Regions from separate parts of the Homo sapiens genome. Here region 2 is linked to region 1. Evidence: read pairs that join two places in POLR2A ChIA-PET (ENCODE). Cell type or tissue: CD4-positive, alpha-beta T cell. All regions are shown on one strand. Each heading gives the region's core, and the rest is flanking DNA. Links, peaks and the distances in the headings are about the cores only.

Region 1 (7,597 bases), core at 2,432-6,431:
AGAGTCGCTATTACCTCGAAGCCTCTAAATTATGATCTGAAGAAGCAACTTTAAAAAATATCTGGAAAATTACAAATTTATTTTGCCAAAACAAGGAAGAATTTATTTTTTAGGCTGAGATTGCTGTTATATATAACTTGGTATATCTGATTAAAATATTAAAGAAAAATGTCACAAAAGAAAAAATCAATTTTACTGAATAAGGTTACAGAAACAATGTCAGAAATTTAATTAGGCAGGACTCATATACTATTTCAGTTCAGTATAATGGTGAAAGGTTATAACTGGAACAATGTTGACATTCCTTCATTTAATTACAAGTTTTACTCTAGCATCTCAACTTGGTGAAGTAAGTCCAACAAATTATTTTCATACCAATTTTGGTAATTAATTAACAAGATGGAGGTAGCTTTCTGACCTCTCTTCTTGATATTAAAAGTGGGTTATAGGAAGGCAAAGGACAGGGCTGCAAACGTGCTTATCCTGTAACATACCATATCAAGGCAAATTACCAGTTATAGTTTCCTCAGTATCCTACTCTCCCACTCCTGAGAGGATTCCGAACTATGGTGTTTGTGTACATGGCCTTCTAGTTCACAATTAGAATTTCAATACTGGTTGGAATGAAATGAAACAATCTCTCCTAAACAAAATTAATTAAATGTGATATGGTATTATTATATAAGCCATTTTCTATCATTAGTGAAAATATCTGTCTATATCACTAGTTCCTAGACTTCTGATTTTCACTGATCGTGGGAAAAGGGTAGAATTTTCAGAGGGACAGAGAACAACTTATAGTATAAATACTCAAAGTTATATGACCCTCCTTCACAAGAAGTCATATTTACTATGCAACCAAAAAAAAAAAAAAAAAGGAAGAAATAGAGACAGAATTGAATATACTATCTCATGGAATAATCAGAATTTCTTGTTGCCTTGTGGGTAAAATTTGCCTGGCTTGCATTGTAGAGGTTGGAAGCAAAATTTAAAGCACTCAGAGTATTCCCTGATAAAAGTAGTTGTTGTTTTTTTCTTCCTCTTTTTGAGACAGGGTCTTGTTCTGTCAACCAGGCTAGAATGAAATGGCTTGATCATGACTCGCTGAAGCCTCAACCTCCCGGGCACAACTGATCCTACCATCTCAGCCTCCCAACTGGCTGGGACTAGAGGTGCACACCGCCACACCTGGCTAATTTTGAAATTTTTTATAGAGGCAGGTTTTTGCCATATTGCCCAGACTGGTCTTGAACTCCTGAGCTCAAGCAATCTGCCTGCTGGGCCTTCCAAAGTGCTGGGATTACAGGTGTCAGCAACCGCACCCAGCCAAAGGTAAATTTTTTATAGTCCTTGACATTCCTTTTGCTTTTTTTTTTTTTTTTTTTTGAGATGAAGTCTCGCTCTGTCATGCAGTGGCATGATCTTGGCTCACTGCAACCTCCGCCTCCCGGGTTCAAGCAATTCTCCTGCCTAAACTTCCCAAATAGCTGGGATTACAGGTGTCCGCCACAATGCCCAGCTAACTTTTCTATTTTGAGTAGAGACAGGGTTTCACCATGTTGGTCAGGCTGGTTTTGAACTCCTGACCTCATCTGATCCACCCGCCTTAGCATCCTGAAGTATTTCTCTTCACTGCCATTCATTTTGGGATTGGGAATAAAGAGCATTACATGCAGGTTAGCAAACAAAGAGAAGGAGAAGGAAAAAGAGTGAAAAGGAAATAGTGGCTGGGGGAAGGAAAGAGAAAGAAAAAAGAGAGAGAGAGTAACAATTATTATAAGGGAAATAACAACATAAACTATGCCCAAGAAGAGACTTTATGAAAGCATATGTAAATAGCATATAATTTGTTATTCAAACACAGGTAACCCACACATTTCCTTTTTAAGGAAGGAAATGCAAAAAGTAATTTACTCTTCAAATGGCAAAGTATTAAACGAGCAAAAGTATAGGAATTTCCAGAATAAACTCACCATTTAATGACAGTGAAGAGTAATACTTGAAACACTCATATTTATTAAATTTAATGAAATACTCCAAACATAAAACTACCATAATCAAAGCCAGGTGTGATGGCTCACACCTGTAATCCCAGCATTTTGGGAGGCCAAGGCAGGCAGATTGCTTGAGGCCAGGAGTTCGAGACCAGCCTGAACAACATGGTGAAACCCCATCTCTACTAAAAATACAAAAATTAGCTGGGCGTGGTGGGCACCCCTGTAATTGCAGCTATTTGGGAGGCTGAGGCACCAGAATCGCTTGAACCCAGAAGGCGAAGGTTGTAGTGAGCTGAGATTGCACCACTAGACTTCAGCCAGGGTGACAGAGCAAGACCCTGTCTCAAAACAAACAACCAAAAAACTACCATAATCATTTATGAAAAAAAATTATGAATTTAGTTATGGAAAACTGCATGGGTTTTTAAAAACTAAGTTCTCTAAGAGTATTCAAACTCTCAGAATGCGGAATACAAAAAATTCAAAGCTGCTCTACAAAGTTCCTTCAATATGAAAAAGTTTACTTTCTAGAAGCAAAAAGAGCATTTAATTTTACTTTCAATTCCCTTAAAACCAGATTAGCTAAAAAAAAAATAGATAAATAGCTACAATTAAATTACTGAGCATATAATAAATACAGAGTAATGGTGGCAGGTATATTAAGGGAACGCCTTTCAGTAGTTGCTTCTAAACTCATTGTTCTCAAGACCCATTTTATACTCTTGAAAATTATCAAAGACCTAAAGAGCTTTTATTTTTGTGGATATATTTACTGATATTTGCCACATTAGAAATTAAAACTTAGCAAATTTTAAAATATTATTTTCTCTTTAAAAACACCACCCTTTATATGCAGCATGTATGACATTTTTATGAAAAACATTTTTTTTATAAAAACAAAACAGTAAGAAGAATGGCCTTCTTTCACATTTTTGTAAATCTCTTTTAAGTCTTGTTTTTGTAGAGATGGGGTCTTGCTATGTTGCCCAGGCTGGTCTTAAACTCCCGGCTTCAAGTGATCCTCTCACCTCAGCCTCATAAGTGCTGGGATTACACCCCTGAGCCACTGTGTCTGGCCTAAAGTCTATTTCAATAGAAGACAACTGGATTCCACATCTGTTTTTGCATTCTGTGTGTCGTGATATGTTGCTTTGATACATATCACAATATGTATCAAAATAGATCAAATATACATATCACAACATACATATATGAAGGAAATCAAATCTCACACAGATATGAGGTTGAAAGAGGAGGGGCATTTTAATAGCCTTTTCTGATAAATGTGAATAGTCTTATTTGACACTACATCAGAACTAGAAAGTAAGTGGTCTCTTAAAAGCTATGTGTTAACAAAACCTATAACGATGAACTTCTCATGCTTTTGTTGCACTAAAATTCATTGACCTTGTACTTTAAATGGGTCTTTTATCCATGCATGATTCTGTAATATCATGCATTAGCCATTTGGAAAACAGTGGATCCCTGGGTTATACATTCCAAATGTTTATACACTTTTTCAGCATATTGAAAAATCGTGTTTGTTAACATCAACATCGATCTCATCAGAAAAGTCTCTAAGTATTGAAAAGCCATCAAACTCAAAGCAGATCCAAATTTCCAAACTCTAATTTTTGCTTGAAAACTTGAATTTTATTATTGGCAAGAAATACTGACAGTTCTTTTCCTTGAAATGATAGGCTTCCTTCATTCACTTTCAGGAAAATGTCTGCCAAACACCTAAGTCTGAATAACCACAGTTTGTCTGTCAGTCATTTAAGTAAAAATGGTGTCCCCTCAAATAACAGGGCTAGTTCAATGTGCACTCAAATAATCACATGAGCACTTTTCCCTGAGAAGTAACCACATTATTTCTGTGTGCAGCAAATGAGTTTTATGTACACTTCCCATTTTATCACATAAAATATTAAAAAGAAATGTAGTCAAGGATGGAAATTAAATATAATTAATAAATTTTATTGCTTCATCATGTAAGTGTAACTGACAGTTTTCCCTTTACGTAAGTGTAGTGGTAAAGAATACAATGACGGCCTGGGCATGGTGGCTCATGCCTGTAATCTCAGCACTTTGGGAGGCCGAGGCGAGTGGACCACCTGAGGTCAGGAGTTCGAGATCAGCCTGACCAACATGGTGGTCACGCTAAAAATACAAAATTAGCCAGGCATGGTGGCGCATGCCTGTAATCCCAGCTACTTGGGAGGCTGAGGCAGGAGAGTCACTTGAACCTGGGAGGCAGAGGTTGCAGTGAGTCAAGATCACACCACTGCACTCCAGCCTGGGCTTTAACAGCAAAATGCTGTCTTCAAAAAAAAAAAAAAAAAAAAAAAAAAAGATATATTTTGGTGCCACTACTTTGATGTATAGTTTTATGCATTATTATTTTGGGACCATCATTGCAAATATTAACACAGTGAAATAGGCAAATAACAGATGGTACAATTTTGGTAATATATTTACATTTAGAGGCCTCCTACAAGGGTCTCAGGAGCCCTAGGGGTCTTTGTCCACACCCAAGAACAGCCTGTGCATTTTAGAATTTGCTGCTAATAACCAACATAAATCACCAACCAAAGTTCTGTCAAATATCTTATTCTGTGGGCTACCGAGAAAATTTCCAAACCCACATAAAAGCAATGGCACATTATGACAGTGGTTGATCTTTTAACCATTACACTTTAGAACCTGGAAGTACTAATAAATATCTCATACATTCCATACCAAAATCTGCTAGCTTTAATTCTCCTTTCTCATTAATGAGGAGGTTCTGTGGTTTCAAGTCTCGATGCAATACCTTTCTTCTATGGCAATATGCCAAACCACGTAGAATTTGGTACAGAAACAGCTACAGAAACAAATAAATAAAAATTAGTCTTAAAGATGAGACATGCTTTAGTATAAGCATAAATGATGGTAAGCAGAAAAGCAGCTGGCCTAGAACATTGTAACAGGAAAAAGAAAGTAATTGCATACTTAAGTACAATGTCTTTTTCCTTTTATATATAGTGGCTTTCTGAATTTAATAGTTTATTATTCTATTTGAAGCATCTACCTATTTCTTTTAGTCTAACAGTATCTATGGAAATATTTTTTAAAAAGTAACTTCCTCCTAGCAGTAACAGTTGATTTACTGTGGAAAATGACTTAAAAAAAAAAACATATCCTCATAAACTTACAGGCCTACTAAGGTTTACATAGTTTAATTATAAAATTCTGGCAAAACAACCAACCAACCCCCCTCCCACCCATCTCTCCTTGAAAAAAAACAAAAACAAAAACTCTGATCTGGGGCAGTGTCTTTAAAATAAGGCACTGGAATTGGCGATTTTATGAAAAGTCTGAGGTATCAAAGAGAAAGCTGCTGCATAGCTCTGGCAAATTACTTACTATAAAACTAACCTAAACCAGCTTCTATCACCCATCTCTTGGGTACTTTACTTTCAGCACCTCCTACTTAGCCTTCAAAATCTACTGTGATTCACAAAGGGGCATTAGCACCGTAGTGTTCTGAATGACTCTGAAAAAAGTAATTCCTATAAGGCTAATGGTAGAGTTTTTGCTGTACATTTTGGTAGAAAGAGGGTTACGGAACACATAAGACCTTTGATTCTCTGGGGTTAACAAAAAGAACCTCAAGTACAGAGGATTCAAGAGTTTCCCCTCAGTTCATCTGTAGGTGAAAAACAGGGCATCCGAACACTGAGGCAGCCAAGGCAGCAGGTCAACGGTATGCCTGAATGAATTCTCTGTGCCAGAGTCTCTCCAGTCTACATAATTATGTTTTTAAAACTCTAAAATTACTATTTAAATGAATTCTTGTTACACTTTGTATTTTGAAAGTATAAAGGCCATTTAAACAAATAAATAATAAAACGCTTTCCAACTTAAGCTAATCATGTAAACCTGGCATTAAAGAAATAAACGTCTCAACATTTGTGAAATTATCATCAAGGACCTTGTTTTATTTTCAAATTATTGCCAATAAAAAAAGCAGGAAAAACAAAATTAAAACCAAAAAAATACAAAATGACAGTTATAACACTTTGCAAACAAAAGATGTAAAATAAGATGAAAACAACCCTGACAGAATATATATGGAAGTACATTTAAAGCCCTTTTTAAAAATCCTTAGCAATGTGTTATCCATATGTTCTGAGCTGTCTTTTAGTAACAGAAACTGGCTCTCCTTTATAACCACCAAACTTAATATTTTTTTAAAATGTAAGTTTAAAATTACTACCTACAGAATTAGAAATGTCTGAAGCACACAGCTGCGACAGCCTATTTTCAGAATAGGTTCTTACATATTGTTGACTAAGTTTGGATAAATAAATCTTTGCTAAATTTGGATACACTACTCAGGTCAAAGAAACCTACTGTAAGAATACAAACTATGCTGGATGCTGTTACTCAGTTAATAACTTTTGGGTATCATCTGGCACTGATTTTATGGCAAACATTTTTAGCATTAAATTTTTAAATATGTTGTTGTAAGAAAACACACCAATTATCTTACTCTTCTTCCTGACAGTACAGATTGGTATTTCCAGCATAGTGTTCATAAAACCTGCATGTTCTGGCCTTATTCATTAGTTCTGAAAAGTTGTTGTTTTACAATTAAATACCATTTATTTGGGGAGTTCACTATTTAAAGAAGGCCTTTCACAGAATGCACCCATCATTCGTGTTTATTTTGAATTTTTTTTTTAAAGCAGAATACACCTGTACATATATTCTATATTAGGACAATCAGTTGTAATGTGAAATGTCAAAAGAATGAAGTGGTTCTACAAAAAGGTCTGATCCTAAGAAAGCTATAGTGTAGTAAACAGAAGTTCTGGGTAAATATTGCACGTTCAGAGGACAATAACCTATTTAAAAGGCCAAACAGAAAACCCTGAAGAAGAGTTATGAGGCTGGTACATTTCATTATATAATGGTTCACCTATGCTTTAAACAAAATTTAAAAATTACACACGCAAGAAAACATACCTTTACGTTGTGCATACTCATGATGTTTCCACAGTCATCCATGTACTGTTTCAGGTCTTTATCCTGGAAAAACACAGCACTCTGCTATGTGATACACCATTTTCAGAATGTTGTGACTGGTTCACTTAATAGTGTTTTTCAAAATTAGTTGTTTTTCAAGAAAAGATACTGGATGCACCATACACATAATTTAATGAAAAACTGATAACTAAATAATAAAGTCTCTTGGGCTGTTAAAAAGTCCAATTTAGCTAAGCACAGCTGCAGTTTAAAGAAAAATAAAAAACAAACTAAAAGTCCAATTTACTATGTTTTTCTAAAGTAAAGTTAAATACTGAATTTTTATGAGATGCTTACCAGATACTCAAACACCAAAGTCAAGGATTTATCTGTGTGAACAATGTCATGTAAGGTTACTATATTTGCATGTTTTAAATCCTTTAATAGTGAAACTGCAAAACAGAAAAAGAAAATTGTTTAGTCTGTGGCAGTCTTTATAAAAACCTGAAGTAAGTTGAACATACGAACTGATTAAAAGATTCTCTTAAGTTTAGGTCTTGGGCGGTGGCTCACCCCTATAATCCCAGCAC
Region 2 (7,597 bases), core at 2,326-6,325, 200 kb after region 1:
CTGTACTCTGTGCCAGGTGCCAGATTTGGGTGCTAGGTTACCATGGGAAGAAGGTAAATGCTTGTTGCAAGGGTCTTTCTGTGAGTGAGAGGCATTTACGGTCTGGGGCTAAAACATCATCTCCTCTAGAATTCTCTGTTCTCTTTCCAGTTCCGAGATTCATCTTAGAACTCCCACAGTCTTCCTTCCCCCTTGCCCTCCCCTCCCCTGCCCCTCCCCTCCTCTCTCTTTTTTTTGAGAAAAGATCTTGCTCTGTAGCTCAGACTGGAATACAGTGGGGTGATTATAGCTCACTGCAGCCTCAAACTCCTGGCTCAAGTGATCTTTCTGCCTCAGCCTCTTGAGTAGCTGGGATTTCAGGTGCATGTGACCATGCCAGGCTAATTAAAAAAATTTTTTTTAAAAATCAGAGACAGGGTCTCACTGTGTTGCCCAGGCTGGTCTCAAACTCCTGGCCTCAAGCAATCCACCCACCTCGGCCTCCCAAAGTATTGAGATCACAGGCGTGAGTGACCACACCTGGCGGTCCCACATTTCTTAAAACCTTTCTCACAGCACATTCCACAGCATGCCTTTTCTTTTCTTTTTTCTTTTCTTTTCTTTTCCTTTCCTTTCCTTTCTTTTCTCTTTTCTTTTCTTTCTTTCTTTCTTTCTTTCTTTCTTTCTTTCTTTCTTTCTTTCTTTCTTTTCTCTCTTTCTTTCTTTTTCTTTTCCTTTTTTTTTTTTTTCTTTGAGATGGAGTCTCACTTTGTCACCCAGCCTGGGGTGCAGTGGCGCGATCTCGGCTCACTGCAACCTCGCCTCCTGGGATCAAGTGATTCTCCTGCCTCAGCCTCCTAAGTAGCAGGGATTACAGGCACATGCCACCATGTCCAGCTAATCCATAGCATGCCTTTTAATTATGATTATTTGAGTTTGTGTTATCTGCTTCCTGTAGGGAATGTATGGGTTCATCTATGCCTTGTATGGACACTAACAAAATGGTTGCATTTATCTGAATAAATGGATGAAGAAGTTTTAAAAAGTCTACATATTAGGTAGATCATATATATTGTATCTATTTGGGATAGTCCAAATGATTAACAACTAAATTGAGAATTGAAAGAGCACTAACCTTGCATATTCTTTAACAGTCAGTAGCTTTAGATAAAAAAGACTTTCGAATGGGCAAAAAGCTTCCCTGCAGCCTGCGAAGATGTTAATTATAAGAAATAGCAATTTACATTATTTATAAGGAAGCTATTTACAGTACTTAGGCTTGTCAGACACAGTAGTTGCACAGCTCCATTCTTTCATTACAGTGAGAAGAATAAAGCAAAGTGACAAGGAAAGAGAAAGATATTATAATGGCTGCATCTAATTACAAGGAAGATAACACCTCTAAAATGTTAAAAATGCCTCAAATTCAATTTATTTATTTTATTTTTATTATTTATTTATTTATTTATTTATTTATTTATTTATTTATTTTGAGATGGGGTCTAGCTCTGTCGCTAAGGCTGGAGTGAAGTGGCATGATCTCGGCTCACTGCAACCTCCACCTCCCGGGTTCAGGCGATTCTCCTGCTTCAGTCTCCTGAGTAGCTGGGATTACAGGTGTCCGACACCACGCCCAGCTAATATTTGTGTTTTCAGTAGAGACGGGATTTCAACATGTTGGCTAGGCTGGTCTCGAACTCCTGACGTCAAGTGATTCGCCCACCTGAGCCTCCTGAAGTGCTGGGATTACAGGCGTGAGCCACGACACCCAGCCAATTTAATTTAAACTAAATAAAATGTAAACTTCCATCTTATCATAATGATGATTCAGAATATAACACCCATTTAAATATTCAGACAAGCTTCCAAAAACTACTGCAAGTTAAGCATTGTTAGCTTTAGTGTGTGCAAGGGGGAAAGTGACTAAGATGCAATGTTTCATAATTCAGGTATTTGAATTTGCTTAGTCACATTTTCTTTTACCAGTGACTTTGAAATACAAGTGTCTGCCCTATGATAAAGTTTGTTTGTGACAGTAGCCAGATTAGAAGGAAAAACACCACTTTGTCTTTTATTTTTTTCTTTCCTTTTCTGTGACCACTTTAATTAATTTTATCCTGCTGTTTCACTTTCATCAATATAATAGATAGCACTCAGTGGCAAATTACACCAGTTTTTGATCTGCAATGGACAAGTCTGCCATGTTAGAGCAAGAAAAAGATGAGAAAAAAGAGAATTTACCAAGCCGACTTTTAAAAATGTCTATTAATATTTTTGTAAATGCCCAGTGATTATTTCTCTAGGACTACATTCTTTAAAGCCTTACAATTTTTGTTGTTCACTTAGAGAACAAGATAAAATCTTTGTTGATCAAAGGATGATATCTACATCCTGATTAGAGAATTGGACTCCTACAGTGAGGTGTCATTGCGTCTCACTGCTTGCCAGGAAGTTTCTCTGGCTATAATTAACTGTGCCGATGAGCAAAATTATTTTCCTTCAAAGAATATTAGGGTACAGTAGACATGACATATTAGGCCAGCCTCACAAATTAGCACAGGCCCACAGAGCCTGCATAAAATTAGGTCAGACTTGAAAGATATCAGGCTGTGGTCCAATAAGCTTCTTAGTCTGAAATGGAAAATTGGGTTCACAGGGTGTTAGGGTCACTGTCTTTATTTAAGTGTGATAGAACTGGTAACAATTTTCAGGGTTAAAGACTGATTTTTCTAAGCCACCAAATATTTCTGGTTCTTCTCTTAGATAATTTATTGTGTTGCATAATTTATAGAAAAGAAGGTTCTCCATTTTCTCAATACTCATACTTTAATAAATTTAACTCTGACTTTTGCCTATAATACACAGGCTAAGAATAAACTCCCCAAGTATTTCCCTGGAGGTCTGTAGTTTCCCCATCAGAAGTAAAGTCTCCTAAAAGCCCTGTTTAAAATGCAAAGTATTTTGAGAGTTAACACTTCAGGCCACTAGTATGTATTAATGTCCTATGGTTAAGGTTGAGCAAAATGCACATTAATTTAGAATACAGAGATAATTAAAGTAAGGCTGGAATGTGCATAAATAGATGTAATCATAATTATTAGAGGCATAGACATCATGTCCACAGTTACAGACCTCAAGGTACAAATAGAGGAAAGAGAATGGATCAGCTGCATATTCAGTACTCCCTGGCTATCTGTGGGGGACTAGTTCCATGACACCCGCAGATACCAAAATCTGTGGATGCTCAAGCCTCTGATATGAAATGCTGTAGTATTTGCATATAATTTGTGCACATCCTTCAGGATGTTTTAAATCATCTCTAGATAACTAGTAATACCTAATACAGTATAAATGCCATGTAAATAGTTGTATTTTGTGTTATTTTTATTGTTGTATTGTTATTTCTAATTTTGTTCTGAATATTTACAATCTGGAGTTGCTTGAATCCACAGATGAAGAACCCGAGATTTGGAGGGCCAACTGTATTTGATTCTTAAACTGCTTGTCAGATATTTCTCTAATTTCAATTTGATTAATAAGCTTTGTTTTGGGGAGTGATCAATACAGCCTATTCATTTTGAGCACAGGCTTTGGAGTCACAAGTTCCCTTTGGAGGACCTGGTCGCTGACACTACGGTTGTACGCTGACTTTTGTCAAATGACTTAACCTCCTTGAGCTTTGGTTTCCTAAACTGTGAGATGGATATACTAATAGTATCCTAAGTTGTAAAGTAGTTATGATGATTAAATGAGATAAATGAAAGTACATGTTTCAAATGCTTAATGCCTGACACACGTTAATGGTCATGGTCGTCATCATTATCGTTATTAAGTGGCCAACATGGATAAAGAGTATAGTCTGGATTTGTGACCTTAAATTTTTGGCTCTAATATTCGCCAGCGCTCTGCTCAGAACATTCTCTGTTCGCATTTCATACAGCGGTGCCAGCGCACAACCAGGCAACGCCCTCAGGAGCATCATTGTTTTCTGGACCTGGTTCTTTCTCGCTCTGCCCTCCAGGGGCCGCTGTGTTTCTCGGAATGCGCGCGGGATGCCCGGTTGCCACGAGACCGTCGCCAGGCAACCGCGTGTACACATACTCCAGGCGGGCCGGGGCGCGTCAATATGGCGGCGCAGGGCTCCCCCTCGAGCTCTCCGTCAGACGACTCTACCACCTCGGGGTCTCTGCCAGAACTGCCGCCGACCTCCACCGCGACTTCGAGGTCGCCCCCAGAGTCGAAGGGGAGCTCCCGGAGCTCGCTGCTTCAGTGGACCTGCCCCGAGGACTCATTGCCCCTAGCCGTGTTTTATGGGCCGCTGGACGCGAAAAACCCGCTCCTGGCCTCTTGTGAGAAGGAGATCCAGGAGTTGTTAGGCTTTATGAGGAAAAAGAAGGCTTTAGCCACCACGGAGGAAGAGAAGCACGAATTCCGCCGGCGTTGGTAAGCGCTGGCGGGGCACTGGGGAGGGCGCCGGCCAGAGGAGGGACCCCTGGAAAGGGCTGGAGGATGCAGGTGGTGGCCCCAGAGATGGTTCAGCGTTGCGGACGCAGGGGCTGGCTGAAGGGCCCAGGAGAGACAAAGTTTAAGAAGTGGAGACTCGTCGCTCTTAACAATCCTTAATTCCTGGGAGCTGTTATATCTTGGCTTCCTGCTCAGGTCAAAATAAAAATCTACACAGAAATGTTTCATAACTCACCATTTGTTATTTGACCAGAAAAGAAAGATGGTAACATAAGCAGGAAAGAACCTTAAAAAGAGTTCGCAGTTTGCAGTAATAACATGGTGATAGAACTCCCAAAAAGGCAAACAGTTGCGCAGAATGAATAGCAAAATTAAGAAAAAGTCACTGTAATCCTAATAGCAATATAAGAAGGAATTAAAGTGCACATGTTCACAGGATGACATACTTCATTGTATCAAGAGCTAGCTTCATGAACCTGAGCTACCTCGAAGTTATTCCTTTTTCTCCATATACAAATTTATATACTCATAACATGGAAAGTTGTGAAACCCTTGAGCGAGCCAAAAATTTATACATGAATACAAAATACGAAAATTAGCTGGGCATGGTGGCACATGCCTGTACTCCCAGCTACTCAGGAGGCTGAGGCAGGAGAATTGCTTGAACCCGGGAGGCAGAGGTTGCAGTGAGCTGGGATCGCGCCACTACACTCCAGCCTGGGCGACAGAGCAAGACTCCTTCTCAAAAAATAATAATAATAAATAAATAAAATAAAATATTTTTTATTTATGCATATAACAACTATTTATTGAGCACATACTGTATATCAAGTGCTGTTCAAGGAACTAGGAAAACATCAAGTTAACAAAACATATAAGAATCCATGTCCTTATAGAGCATATGTTTTTGTGGGTATAAACAACCACTAAACAAATATGTAAGTAAATAATCTTACAAGGAGATGACTGCTAGGGAGAAAAATAGAACAGGGAATGGTGTTGGAGGATATGAGATGAATGTTGCAATTTTATCTTTTTTTTTTGAGACAGGGTCTCACTCTTGCACAGGCTGTTGTGCAGTGGCTCAATCCTGGCTCACTGAAACCTTGAACTTGGGGGCTCAAGGGATCCTCCCACCTTGACCTCCCAAAGTATTGGATTACAGGCATGAGCTACTGCGCCTGGCCTGAGTGTTGCAATTTTAAATGGGGTGGTGAGAAGCCTGGTTAGGGAAGGTCAGGAAAAGTTGCTTTTGAGAAAGATGAGAAAGATATGGGAGCAATTGATGAGGATTTTTGTGCAAAAAGTAGGTCACACAGGGAGAATGGCAGATGGGAAAGACCTGGGGTGGAATTGTATTGTGGGAAGAGCAAGAGGGAGGGAGATCAAGAGTTTACTTTTATAAAAATTGAGATGTGATTCAGCATCCAGGTGGAGCTACTATGTAGGTAGTTGGACATTTGAATCTGGAAGTCAGATGAGATATACATTTGGGATTCATATGATATTTAAATGATGACACTTGATGAATAGCTAAGGGAGTGTGTGTGTAAATGGAGAAGGGAAGAGTCCAAGGATTGAGCCCTGGGATGCTCCAGCATGGACAGGGAGAGGCAATAAGAAGAAACCAACAGAGACTAAGGAGGAGGGGCCAGTGGAAAACCATTAAGTGCCTGGTGTACTAGAAGCAGGTAGAGAAAGTATTTCAGGAAGAAAGGAATGATCAACTGTGGCAAATTCTGCTGACTGGCCAAGTAAGATGAGAACCAAGAATTGACCAAGGAAAGCCCATTATATACCTACTCTATATGCTTTATTTATTTATTTATTGATAGGGAGTCTCACTCTGTACCCCAGGCTGGAGTGTACTGCTGCGATCTCAGCTTACTGCAACCTCTGCCTCCCAGGTTTAAGCGATTCTTGTGCCTCAGCCTTCTGAGTAGCTGGGACTACAGGTGCCTGCTACCACGCCCGGCTAATTTTTGTATTTTTAGTAGAGATGGGGTTTCGCCATGTTGGCCAGGCTGGTCTCAAACTCCTGACCTCAGGTGATCCACCCGCCTTGGCCTCCAAGATTGCTGAGGTTACAGGCATGAGCCACCTTGCCCGGCTTATACATTTATATTTAAATGGTTTTTATCTTTGAACTTCATCTCCCCATCTCCACTACCAGCGTTCCAGTCCAAACCACCACCATTTCACATTTTCCCTGCAGCCACTCTGTCTCCAATCTATCCTTCACCTAGCAGTCAGGATGATCTTTACAAATCTTATCTAAAGTCTTTCTATTGCTTCCCATTGCTTTTGGAATAAACTTAAGAATTCTGATACTCTCCAGGGGCTGAGGTGTTGACCCTGCCTGCCTTTCTGAGCTCAGCTCATCCCTCACTTCTCTCTCAGGACTTTCCAGAGAAACAGGTCCTACTGTTTCTCACCCCAGAGCCTTTATATTTGCCATCTTTGTTGTCTGAATGTTCTTCCCCAAGCTTTTCAAAAATCTGGCTCCTTTTTTCAGGCCTCAGCTCAGTTGTCACCTCCTTAGAGTGGCCTTTCCTATCGAATGCAGATTCACTCATAGGTTTATATTTTTTAATCGATTTGTTTTCTTGTGTATTGTCTGTCTCATTAGGATGTAAGCTCCCTGGTGACTTTGGATGTGTTTCTTTTTCATTGCTGTATTTCTGGCACTTAGCCTGGGGGTTGGGACATAATAAACATTCAATAAATATTTAGTATTGAAAGGATTCAAGAGTTATTATCCTTGGCCTGGTGCAGTGGCTTACGCCTGTAATCCCAGCACTCTGGGAGGCTGAGGCAGGCAGATCACCTGCAGTCAGGAGTTCAAGATCAGCCTGGCCAACATGGCAAAACTCTGTCTCTACTAAAAAATACAAAAATTAGCCGGGCGTGGTGGTGTGTGCCTGTAATCCCAGCTACTCAGGAGGCTGAGGCATGAGAATCTCTTGAACCCAGGAGGTGGAGGTTGCCAGTGTGCCGAGATCATGCCACTGCACTCCACCCTGGATGACAGAATGAGACTCTGTCTCAAAAAAAAAAAAAAAGAGTTATTATCCTTATATTCTCAGTAATTGTGACTATTACATATAGGAAAGTAGACATGGGCCAGTCTATAAGTACAGAATCTGCGCCATCT

Evidence for each region. ChIA-PET counts read pairs that join two places held together with the same protein. Peaks named below come from ENCODE experiments on the same cell type or tissue, not always from the same donor. Only the 100,000 strongest peaks of a DNase experiment are listed, where the experiment ranks them.
Region 2: POLR2A ChIA-PET joins it to region 1 with 6 read pairs; 2 of 35 experiments call an interaction of 5 or more read pairs at or near these places.

The regions. Positions count from the first base shown.
Region 1 is chr12:96,290,263-96,297,859 of GRCh38, forward strand. It overlaps CDK17 (cyclin dependent kinase 17), which reads right to left. Exons shown (of 17, transcript NM_002595.5): 8 at 7,365-7,459; 9 at 7,008-7,070; 10 at 4,737-4,860. Among named protein-coding and RNA genes, the nearest start is that of ELK3, 100 kb to the left of the region's middle. In CD4-positive, alpha-beta T cell, for the core only: no CTCF peak of the experiment used is centred there; a DNase peak (open chromatin) is centred at 4,759; H3K27ac peaks cover 753 bases.
Region 2 is chr12:96,485,505-96,493,101 of GRCh38, forward strand. It overlaps CFAP54 (cilia and flagella associated protein 54), which reads left to right and starts at 4,073. Exons shown (of 68, transcript NM_001306084.2): 1 at 4,073-4,422. The coding sequence starts at 4,106. RefSeq lists enhancers at 1-37, 4,112-4,321 and a silencer at 3,927-4,221. In CD4-positive, alpha-beta T cell, for the core only: a CTCF peak has its summit at 3,984; a DNase peak (open chromatin) is centred at 4,037; H3K4me3 peaks cover 995 bases.